Regions from separate parts of the Homo sapiens genome. Here region 1 is linked to region 2. A link is a contact called in ENCODE Hi-C data. All regions are on one chromosome and are shown on one strand. Each heading gives the region's core, a stretch centred on a gene start or an enhancer-like site at or near the end of the contact. The rest is flanking DNA. Distances are from core to core; before and after follow the strand shown.

Region 1 (5,745 bases), core at 1,591-4,090, 400 kb after region 2:
CAGAAACAGTATGACATAAATAATCACAATGTCAAGAAGTGACAGGTGGGTAGCAAAAATGGGAGGAAGGGCTGGGCGCCATGGCTCACGCCTGTAATCCCAGCATTTTGGAAGGCCAAGGCAGGGGGAATCACCTGAGGTCAGGAGTTGGAGACCAGCCTGGCCAACATGGCAAAACCCTGTCTCTACTAAATAATACAAACATTAGCCGGGCATGGTGGCAGGCACCTGTAATCCCAGCTACTCGGGGCGCTGAGGCAGGAGAATCACTTGAACCTGGGAGGCGAAGGTTGCAGTGAGCTGAGATCGCGCCACTGCACTCCAGCCTGGGCGACAGAGCAAGACTCCGTCTCAAAAAAGAAAGAAAAAAAAATGGGGGGAAGGCGACAGACAGCAGAGTTTGTGTAGAACATCCCTAAGTACTTCACTCAACTAAGACATCGCTTTTAGAGTTAAAATTCTTAGAATAGTCCAACTTCTGTGACCTTGAGCAAATCTTTCTGAGCTTCAGTGTACTGATCTGTAAATGATGTTGGATAATCCCAGCAATCCTCCTCACCTTACAGGACTGCTCTGCTGTTAAGATCAAAAGACTTCCTATGAAAGAATACTGTCTGAAAGGACTACAAAAATGAAACGGGTTATTAAAAAATGGGTTTGGTGCTTAAAGGGATAAATCCACAGCTTTCATAACTAACTTTCCAAAGGTTCTAAAAACTGAGGTTTTACCGTTTTTAAATATTTACAATAATTACAGTGATCTAGCCTGTGTATGCATTTCCTTGGATCTGCTCAGTATTAAGCAGGAAAAGGGCAAAAGCTGCTACATTAGTCAGCAAAAAAGAAATTAGCATGGATATTATTAACATCCAAGAAAAGTAAGTCACTTGAAGGGCTGCCAACGTTATCAGTACCTCATTTACAATGCAAAAGGTAGTAGAGACTCAACTGCTGCCAGCCAAGAATCACTGGGGGGAATTACAATGAATGTGCACAACCAGGCCAAAGTATCACATCACATCCAACATTTTGGACATGCCCATTCCTCTGAAGTTTCCTAAAGTTCGGTTTGTAAATCCTGGAAGGAAGGAAACAGTAACTTGTTACAAACTTTTCAGTTGGTGAGGTTTGCACTCAATCATACACAAACCATTCACCTTTCTGCTCTCTAAAAAAATTGTTAGCAAACTGTTGTCTAATACGGGCAACACGTTTGAAAAGGTAAAGGACCTAAACATTTCAACTTTAGATACATAGACTAAAATCAACTCCTTGCTTCAAAGACAGTATGATGTGCAGACTAACAGCGGGAGACAAGAGCCACAACTCTCCCTTGGGGTTTGACAACGGTGCGCTTCATTACCTCTTTACATAATTCGCTTCACACCGCCTACCCCCGCAGCCCCGGGATGTTCCAGCTCTGACAATGCCAGTGCCTTCCACCAGCGGTCGGACGGTGCGGTGGCAATCCTGACATGCTTGGGCTCCCGGGAGGTTAATGGGAATTAAACCACAGGCAGCCCTCCTTTGTGGCGCTTTGGCCAGAACAGCAGAAAGGAGACAATGAGCGTTCTGTGCACAGTTCCGCGCCGATTGGCTGGTCTCTCCCCCCAGAAACCCCTGATGTCATGGGCTTGGAATGCAGGGAGGGAGGAAGGAAGGAGAGGATTTGGGGAGGGGGACGCCTCTCATCTCTTTCCCAGGCCAAAAGTCCTAAAGATAAACCTAACGCATTCTTGGGCTCAGTGGCAAAGCTGAGCGTCACCAAATCCCAATCGCTCCAAACTATAAGCCGCCTCAGCAAACAAGCCCCAAACAAAAGCAACCCACAAAAATAATCCTTTATGTCGTGAAAGTCTAATGTACTTCAAACTTCTCAGTGTTTCATAAAAAGTCTCAAGCCTAAGCAGATATCACTCGCACAGTGGCGCGCTCAGGCTTTGTCTCCATTTCCCGCAAAAGCAACAGCAGAAGCAGCAGCAGCAATCTGCCTCCAAATGCCTCCCAGGCACCGAGATCGGAGACTGTGATGGGTCCCGGACCGGCTTCCGTTCCTCGGGGCCCCTGGGGTCGGCGGGACATTAGGCGGTCTCTCTCCCCGTGGGGAGGCGCGGAGTCCGCCAGCACCCGGGGCCCGGGCAGATGGCGGGGGCTGCGGCAGCGGCTCGCCGGGTCCCTGGCCGCGCAGACGGGCTCCGCCTAAGGGCGAGTGGCCACGCAGGAGCGCCCCCTTCCCGGAGGGCGCGTTCTGCAGTCACCAAACGGCCCCCGAGACCCCCGCAGCCGGAAAGGCTGGCGCCGCGGGACTCCAGGCGCCCGGGAACCCACCGCCAGCCACTAGTCCTGTCCCACGGCGCGGGAACAAAGCCAGGCGGGTGCCCGGGAGCCGGCCCCGCAAGCCCGGGGACTGGACGCGACCGGGACAGGCAGAGACGCTCGCGCCGCCTCGACGGCCCCTCTCCAGGAAAACGGTGAGCCACAGCGCGAAGAGCAAACGAAGCACGGCCCAGCGCCAGGCCAGCCCAAGGGTGCCCCGGGGGCCCCCGCGCCCGCCCGAGCCAGGCGTACCTTGTTCTTGACTTCGGCCGAGAGCCCATAGGAAGGGCCCTTGTTGAAGTGGGTCATGGTGGTTCGGGCGGCGGGAAGAGACAGCGCTGGGGTCCGGGGTCTCTCGCACTTCGCTTCCCCGCTCCTGGCCCCGAGGAGTGGCCGCCGCGGGGGATGCTCGAACTCCCTCCTCTGGGAGGCGCAGGAGACGGCCGCGGGGCGCGGGCGGTGCCTGGGCGACTGGGTCCAACTGGGTGCTACAGAGCCTCGAGCTCCGCTGCGAAGCACCCGGCTGCCTCGCTCGCCGCCCGCACCTCGGTTCCCCACAGGCCGCCCCCGCCTCCGCCTGGGCCTTCGAGGATTGGCCGCCGGGCCCGACCAATGGAGGGCCGCCTCCTCCCGCCTCTGCGCCGAGGGGCGGTGCGGCCAATTGAAGGGCCGCGGGGGCCGCTTTCCCTCCCGCTCCCTCCCCGCGAGGTCCCCGGCCCCCGCCCCAGCCCTCACGCCACCGGGGCCGGCGGCTAGGCGGCCCCGCCCCCGGGCTAGGCAGGGCGCCTGGGGGCTTCCCAGCCACAGGCCATTCACGTCAACCTCCAGGCATCCTCCGCGGCGGGCCGGACCGGGCCGGCGGAGGGGAGCGGAAGCCCACCGGGGCTGGCCCGCCGCTGACCCGCCGCCTCCGTCTGCCTCCTCCCGGGCTCTGGGCCCAGCGCGCCCAGATGCCGGGCAGGACCCCTCCGCCCGCTGCTGGAACACCAATAGCAGCGTTGGAGCCTCTGGGCCGGAGGAACTGGGGCCTCCACCGACACCTGCTTCTTCCCTCACCTCGCAGCCTTCCACACCTGTTGATCTGACCTCTGCCCCGCTGCCGCCCAGGAGTAACCTAAGGCTTTTGGCCTGATTCGAGCTCACTCCGTCTAAACCTCTAAATGCGGTGCGAAAAAATCCTGGGGAATGTGCCATGCAAAGCCTGGGCATTTCAAGTGCTTTTCTGGATTCGCATCAACTCCTCTTTACAGGCATCTTTATCCGGAATTCAGCTCGTCCCAAACCCCACGTGGTGTAGCTCTGCTTGTGTTTTTGAATCCCGGGGCCTCTTTGAATCAGAAGCCCTTTGTATAGAGATAAGTATCCTTTAGGCCAGAATCAGCCTCCATTTTTTTCGCAGTCCCATTTCCTACCCGTAATACTTTCTTCTGATTTTAAAGCCATTTGATAGAGAAGGGACAGGGAACAGAACCTTCGCCCCCCGCCTGAGCAGCTGGTAGACTAGATATCTTCCAAACATTATCTCATTTACTTCCCTGGAGTTACAAATAGGTAGATTTCATGTCCGTTGAGGGGTGAGAAAGCTGAAACTTTGAGACTTAAGAATCCTGGCCGAGGTCAGCCTCCTCCGAAGCTTCATCTCTTGCCACCACTTTCTGGTGCACACCTAGGACAGATTTCAATCCCTGAGATCCCAGGATGAAACCTATGTTTGCCAAATACCAGCTACTGTGCCAGAAGAGATCATGGAACCAGGTGTGGAAAGCTGCTTGAGAAGAGGAGCCAAAACATCATAGTTGAACCGTCCTGGAATAGAAGTGAGTAAGGTGAACCAGGTGTGGTGGCTCATGCCTGTAATCCTAGCACTTTGGGAGACCGAGGTGGGAGGATTGCTTGAGGCCTGGAGTTCAGGAACATCCTGGGCAACATAGCAAGATCCTGTCTCTACAAAAAATCCAAAGTTTTTTTAAATTAAAAAAAAAAAGTGAGTAAGGCAGCTTGAACCGGAAATGCACAAAACTGCTATCCAGTTTGCAAGGCTTTTCCCAATGACTTTGAGGGATGGAACCTGAAGGAAGCGGGAGGAGGCAAATAGGGAGGAAAGTGAAATGATTTATAAATGACTTGCTAATTTTGTCCAAAGGGAGTAATGATAATTAGGGCATTCTTCCCACACGAAGATGACACAATTGACCCAATATCATTGAGGCTAACAGTTTGGGCTGTTTTTCCAGTAGTATGACAGTGACGGTGTGTCAACCGCAGGACCTCACCCACATTTCTTTGGGACCTAGGAGTGTGGGAAATAGCAGCCAGATTTGAGGTACAAATCATGGTGTCCAGCCTGCAAAGCCTTTTTGCAGCAATCTAAGCCTGACTGCTCCTGTTGTATGCTCAAAGTCATTTTAATCTACTTTAGCTTATTGTAAAATGTTCAAGAATTGTATTTTGTCTTGAAAACCATGAATTTTATTGTTTAGGGGGAGTTATTTTTTAAGGAGTGCAGGATTTCAGTTTTGGATGATGAAAAAGTTTTGAAGATGGGTAGTGACAGTGGTCACACAACATTGTAAATGTACTTAATGCCATTGTACACTTACGTGACTTTAAAGTAAACATGAAATTTTCTACATTTGTTTGTTTGATCAACTGTTATCCTCCCTAAGGTACTTGAAGTTCTTTCTGACATTGCCACTGGAACTTACTATTTAAATATTGTTGGTCCTCTTGGATTCCATCAGTACTCCAGAGACTTCCTTCGTTTCTAATTTAACTCATTGTGTAAGAATACGTAATGCTGTTGTTAGCACTAGGGAATGTATCTGAGTCTCATGCACCAAAGTGTGTTAGCAGCAGCAAATCTGTATGGGTCTGCAGCAACCTCAATTCTTGCCTCCTCCAAAGAAAGAATTCTACCGAGAGGCATAAGGCAGAGGGAGAGGCCAAGGCACGTTTTAGAGCAGGAGTGAAAGTTAGAGCAAGAATGAAACGAAGTAATGTACACTTGGAAGAGGGCCAGGCGGGCAACTTGAGAGATTCAAGTGCGCTGCTTGACCTTTGACTTGGGGTTTTATACATTGGCATGCTTCCAGGGGGTTGTGTCCCTTTTCCCCTGATTCTTCCCTTGAGGTGGGCTGTCTGCATGTGCAGTGGCCTGCCAGCACTTGGGAGGGACCACATGCTCAGTGTGTTAACTGAGGTTGTACGCATGCTCACTTGAGGCATTCTTCGCTTACTAGTCAAGTGTTCCTAGAAGAAGGTCATATATGAGTACCAGTTAAATGCCACCATTTTGCCTCTTAGTTCACACCTGTGAGCCCACTCAGCCAACTCCTAAGATCCTATCCAGAAGCTGCTGATCACCAGTTGTAGGTATTTTCTAGCCATTGGGAGACTGCCTTTCCCTGGTGCCGGCTGTGACCAGTTATT
Region 2 (6,336 bases), core at 3,100-5,599:
ATTAATAGATCAAGCCAGTGGTTCTCAAACTTTAGTGGGCATTAGAATCACTTGAAGGGCTTCTTGTTAAAACATAGATTGCTAATTTGGTAAGTCTGCAGTCAAGGTCAAGAATTTGCATTGCTACCACGTTCTCAGGTGACACAAATGCTGCTGGTCTTGGGACTACACTTTGGGAACCGTCAGATTAAACTAACAGTGGAATAAAGCAATGGTTTGGATGCATTCAAGAAAATGAACAAAATTTCTTCAGAGAATCAGATATGCACACAAGATTTAATCTTTGCCACCATGCAGATAGCTTTTCTTTAAAAGGAAATAGTCTGGCTTAAAAAAAGAATATTAAAAATAAATATGGACAATTGGGCCCCCAGGCATGGAGGAAAGTGTAGCAGGATGAGGGAGATGTCAGAAAGGCACAGGGGTCTGCTACAGAATGGCAGACGAGCATGTATCTGGATTTAGGAGAAAAAAGGCTCCTCCACCTTCGCACCAAATGCCTTCACAACAGCTGATGAGTAAAATTCTACCTTTACTCTCATTTTTTTTTCATTTTAAGAGTATGACTCTTGATAAAATATTATGAATCATTGACACTTTAATGATTTTTAAATCCTTTCATTAGTTGGAATGGTGAAATGGTATCCTTTGAAATATCCATCTGTGGCTGGGCGTAGTGGCTCACGCCCGTAATCCCAACACTTTCGGAGGCCGAGGTGGGCGGATCATTTGAGGTCAGGAGTTCAAGACTGGCCTGGCCAACATGGTGAAACCCCATTTTTTTTTTTTTTTTTTTTTTTTACAAAAAGGCCGAGCGCGGTGGCACATGCCTGTAGTCCCAGCTACTCGGGAGGCTGAGGCAGCAGAATCGCTTGAACCTGGGAGGTGGAGGTTGCAGTGAGCCAAGATCCCTCCACTGCACTCCAGTCTCGGCAACAGAGTGGGACTCCGTCTCAAAAAAATAAATAAATAAAAGAATTATCCATCTATGTTTTTACCCAGGTCTGTCTTTTGATCCTTGGCCCTTTTCCCCATTTAGTTAGCTCAGTAGTTCTGTGATCACTGTCTCTGGAAGGGATATGGCAGCTGAAAGCAGAGAAAAGTGGATTCTCCTGTGGTTCAGGACAGTGTGAACAGCAGGACTAGTGCATAGACCACAGATTTAAAAGAGAACATGGCAACAAGTAGGACAGAGGCTTCCCCACCCCAGCCTGCCACTCTCAGACTTGAAAAGGACTTTCCAAGCTGGAGGGAGAGGTTAGAGGGGAAGTGGAGGGATCTAGAGGGCAGTTACAGTGGTGGCGGGATGTGCACTTGAACACAACTCCAGTGGAAAGGTAGGTAACCCAGAGGGAGTCACCAAATTGCTTTGGATGGTTTCTATCATCTGGTGGAAAGGAAGCCTAAATAAAAAAACCACGTGTTAGAGAAATGAAAAATACTACTATTGTGTCCGTGGACTCTGTTCTTCTATTTGTACCACTATGGGGCCTCGTGTATGGGAAGTCATGAAGTCTCGTGGCTCTGGAGTAGGAAGTTGCACTAAACGGTGAAAGGCTGGACAGGAGGCTCCTGGTGCATGCACTGGCCTGCACTGAGCAGCCTTTTGGTCCTCATCCATTGGGTGCTCTTCTCTGGAAGCCGGTGGGTCTGTAGAAGGAAGGATCATTCCTTCCTTCACATCCACCTCATCTTTGAAGACTTTGTGGATCCCCACAGAAGAATATGGTCATTTCCTCCTTGGACTTTGAGAGAGAGAGAGCTGGTGAAGGAGAGCTGGTGGAAGATTGCTCTAGATCCAGTGTGGGGCCTGGGGTCCCTAATGGTCAGCAGAATGAGAATTGAGTTAGAAATAGAGTCACAGAGTCAGGGAGAGCCAGGGCAAGCTAGAATCTGGGAGCATCCCTGCATTTGTCTCTCGCCACCTCTAACCATGATGACCAAATGGCTGCCACTTCACTTCTCCTGTCCAAATCTTGTGAAAATATCTCTTTCAGTTAACTATAATCTAGAACCATACAGGGACCATAACTCTGGGAAACATAGTTCCGGATTAGCCAAATTGACACATTATAAAATTGCTCATAGAACCCTATGAGCATAGAGTTGACAACAATACCCATTAAAACATAATTTATTACTTGTAAAAGGGTTACTTAGGTGTTGCGAGGAAAATAGACTGTAGGGGAGTAACTGTGGGAACAGGAGGCTAGCCAGGAGGCTATTGCAGTCTTCCAGTGAGACAGGAGAATGGCTTGAAGTAGAGGGAGAGCAGAGGAGGTGACCTTTGGAATTGGGGTGTATTTTAAAGGTAGAGATAGCAGGCTTTGCTGATGGATTGAATGTGGCATGGGAGAAGAAAGATAAGTCAATGATAACACCAAGAAGTTTTGGCCTGAGCCAATGGTGGCTGTTTCTTAAAATGGGAAAGACTAGGGGAAAAACAGGTTTTGGGTTTGGGAGAAATTAAAGATTCTCTTTGCATGTGTTGAGATTAAGATGCCTGTTAGCTATCCAAGGAGAGAGTTTGTGTAAGTATTTGGATCAACAGTGCAGCTCTGGAGTTCAGAAAAGAGGTTGGAGGCTGTGACACGTATTTGGGAGTCATCAGCATCTAGATATTATGGGCATCTGGCATGATAGAGCCATGGACTTGAATATATTACCTAGAGAGTGATTATTGATAGAGAATGGGAGAACTAATGAGAACTAATTATCTTAGTTCAAGCACTAAGTTAATCCAATATTTAGAAGTTGGAAAGAAGATGGTGTCCAAGAGGGAATAGGAAGTTAAGGAGAAAATCCAGATGAGGGATTCCAGGGATCAAAGGAAACTTGTTTTTTATAAGGTAGAAAATAATACAGGATGTTTATCTTCTGCTAGGAATGATCAAATAATACGGGAGAGATTTATACGGCTGGAATGAGGGGATAATTTTAGGGGGCAGTGTCATTAAGTAATTGAAAAGGCATGAAAATGAAATGTTATTTTACACTATAAGTTCACATTCTAGGGACCTTCTCTTTGTGTTTATATTTGATGGTCAGCGCTTATACAACATGATAGGGTGCTTTTGACTGCAAGGAACAGAAAACCTGACTCAGCTCGCTTAAACAATTAGTCAGATAATGTCCAGTGAAAAGTCCATGGGTTGGGACTTTGAGCAAGGCTTGATCTAGCAGCTTGGTGCTGTCACCAAAGACTTCACTTCTTTTTTCTTTTTTTTTAAGCAGTCATCTATAACATGTCTCAAAGAGTGGTTACAAACACATGTGAAACAAATGTGAAATTCAAAGGTCTTGCCAAAGGAATGAAAAGCAAAGACTTCACTTTTTACAATTGCTCTGCACTGCTCTCCAATATGTCAGCTCCATGTAAAGCTGGCTCCCTTTGTGGTCTCAAGACTGCTGCCAGCAGCTCTTGTGGCTACGTCTCTTCACTATGTTCATCAAGAAAGAGCATCCTGCCATTCCCAGAAAAAAGCCTTGATATACACTCCTCTTAGTCTTGGTTAGGTCACATGCCTACCTCTAAACCAATTTTTGCAGCCATGAAGAAGGAATGTGCTGACTGGCAAAGCTGGAATCACCTAGATCACAGTCGAAAAGCAAGGGCTATGGGAAAGGAGAGCATAAGCATTCATTCTAAGTATCTGAACGAAAGTCGGAGGATGTCATAACAGTAATAAACCTTCCAAGCAACTATTGGAGGAAAATCACACAATTAAGTACACATGTCCTAGAACAGGTAAAAAGAGCATTTGGGAACGAGTTTATTCACCATTTGATGAATAGAGATAATTGTTTAAGGGGCAGTTCCTTAGATTATAAGCCATCAGCTGAAATTAAGCTAAAATGTCTTTGGATTTCATGAGTATTAGTTTCTTATATGTAAGCCAAATTCAGTTAATAATTTAAGATTGGAAAAATATCTTTAGAACGCATGAAAGGGCTGGGCATGGTGGCTCACGCCTATAATCTCAGCACTTTGGGAGGCCGAGGTGGGTGGATCACTTGAAGTCAGGAGTTTGCCAACATGGCAAAACCCTATCTCTACTAAAAATACAAAAATTAGCCAGGGATGGTGGCTCACACCTGTAATCCCAGCTACTCAGAAGGCTGAGGCACGAGAATCGCTTGAACCTGGGAGGCAGAGGTTGCAGTGAGCCGAGATCTCACCACTGCACTCCAGCCTGGAGACAAAGCCAGACTGTCTCACAAAACAAAACAAAGAATGCATGATAGTTTGGTTAACTAACAATTAGCTCTATGGGGTACATTACTGGTCAAGTAATGAAGTATAATTTGGTCCACTGGAGGGCAACAGTTTCTGGATTGCAGCCAACAGTCTTTGGTATGGTTTCTGCCCCAGTGTCAATCACAGTGCTGATTTTTAGTATCGGCTGTTAGGTCTCAGCAATTCAGAGGGATGTGGCAAAGTAGGGAGTGGTTAACATTTGCTGTGTGGAAGCTTTCTGATTATTGCAGTTCAGCCTCATTCCAGTCCATAATGAATCCCTTCCTTGTGATCAGCCAGATTCCTCATTAGTACCCAGACCTGTTTTCTATCTGCCAGTATTTTCCTTAGTGGAATAATTCAAATTCCTTAGATAATGAGGCCAAGAAATTACATAATGCTATAATTAATCCTGGCAGGGAAATATCTGGTTAGGCACCTTCTGCTGTAGCTTGTTCTGCCTCCTCATGTAATGCACTAAGCTCTTTGTCCCAGGTAGCCCCATGTGAGCAGGAATTTGAGATAAAGGTTGAAGCACCTTGAGGATGTGCCCCCATGCCAGTTTCTTTTTTGTTGACTCTGCTGCAAATACATCCCTTTTCTCTGTATAACAAAACACTACAACAGTGCAAGATTCAACCTCTCTAGCCTCTGTGTTGATGGCCAAAAAAAAGTAATAATAAACAAAACCAACCAAATAAACCAACCACTGGTCTGTTTTCCATAATTTCTCCAAAATGGCTATCATTTTTATGAGGACATCAAAGGTTTGTTTCAGGCATTCTTCCTTAGGATGTGGTGTTACATAAAACAGTTCATGTTTGGAATTTTATTGACATTGTTCAATTTCTTTGGTGCAAAGGAACAAAACGGACTTAAAATTTATTAACAGCTAGATAGTGAGCTGAGGCTGCTCATCTGAATGCTTGCTCAATTTCTTTGTGGAACCACTTCTGAGTAGGTGTGCCATCTGGATGTTTTTCCTAGATAACAGTGCCCCCTTCCACAGTGGGAAGCAAAAGCAGTCTTGTGGCCCAGTAGGTGCCAAGAACCTTTTTCATCTCTAGTTAGAATCCTCTTTTACTACAGTTGAGAGAATAAGGCTGTTTTGCATTTGAATGGAGAACTACATTCTAGAGATAATAAAGCCAACTCAACTCAGCCATGACTGACTGAGTCCACTGTGCAGTCACCCTCAAGAGCTGTAAACCATGAGCTAGGCCCAGTCCCTGCCCTCCAAGAGCTCTCAATCTAGCTTGCTTTTAATGGACTCTAGAGATCTCATTCCACTTATATCTCTCCCTATCCTATATTGTCCTTTTACCTAATTTTGTTTCAATACAATCATCCCAAGAATGTTTCTTTTTTTCTCATCTCCAATTAGTCAAACTACTGCCAATGGGAAGAAATCTCTCCAAGTCTGCAGTAGAGAGCATTATCTTTTCTCTTCCCTGTAAGACGACATCCCTGCCCCGTCATGTGCCTTGCAGTGACTCCAGTAGACAAAGTATTGTCAGGCTTGGTCACTTGCTTGGGACAGTAGCATGTGAACAGAAGTGACAATGGGCACCTACAGAGCAGAAGTGTAGGAGATGGGCTTAAAGCTTGAAGCTGTGGTTGCCGGTTTCTACCAGTTTTTTGTTTTTCCCTCTGCCCTGATCTAATTAGGGGCTTCTCCATTGGTTTGCATCCTAGAATGAGAAAACATTGAGAAGAAGTGCAGTCAGCCTACAGTCACCAAAATGTATTATAAGCGAAAAAGATACGTTGTTGTAAGCCACTGACAATTTTACAGTCATTTACTGTAGTAGAGCTAATACAAACACCAAATTGTACATAAATAATAAATGGAAGATAGAATAAGTACAACAGTAACAATTCCCAGTCACCTTTATTTAAAGTATATTAAATAAATTATCTCAATATATACAAATAGAACAATATTACCTACATAAATAGAAAATCCCCATATAGAAAACCTTTTTAAAAAATTATATATACAATGTCAACCATAGAAGCTTTAAGTACCTTAAATCATAAACTCTGTAGTTTGTATAGTAGTCTTATAAAAATATAGTTAGCTCTCAAATGTTTAATGC

The links. A loop is a pair of places that touch in the nucleus more often than their neighbours do. Pooled maps may share reads with other maps.
Region 1: a map of PC-9 shows a loop between it and region 2 (4-fold over the local background). The contact joins the promoter of CNN3 here to the enhancer-like site in region 2. A Hi-C loop is called at or near these places in 2 of 168 maps with a recorded cell type or tissue (PC-9 and mammary epithelial cell) and 4 of 50 pooled maps.

The regions. Positions count from the first base shown.
Region 1 is chr1:94,924,270-94,930,014 of GRCh38, forward strand. It overlaps CNN3 (calponin 3), which reads right to left and starts at 2,841. Exons shown (of 7, transcript NM_001839.5): 1 at 2,569-2,841. The coding sequence starts at 2,625. It overlaps CNN3-DT (CNN3 divergent transcript), which reads left to right and starts at 2,091. Exons shown (of 3, transcript NR_168377.1): 1 at 2,091-2,471. RefSeq lists silencers at 1,949-2,378, 2,479-3,358.
Region 2 is chr1:94,523,207-94,529,542 of GRCh38, forward strand. F3 (coagulation factor III, tissue factor) reads right to left here. Exons shown (of 6, transcript NM_001993.5): 6 at 5,967-6,336. Among named protein-coding and RNA genes, the nearest start is that of F3, 15 kb to the right of the region's middle. Within about 2 kb of position 4,350, at least 3 of the 41 ENCODE cell types and tissues checked have a DNase peak (open chromatin) inside an H3K27ac peak, as active enhancers do; they include PC-9, where a contact is called at or near this core.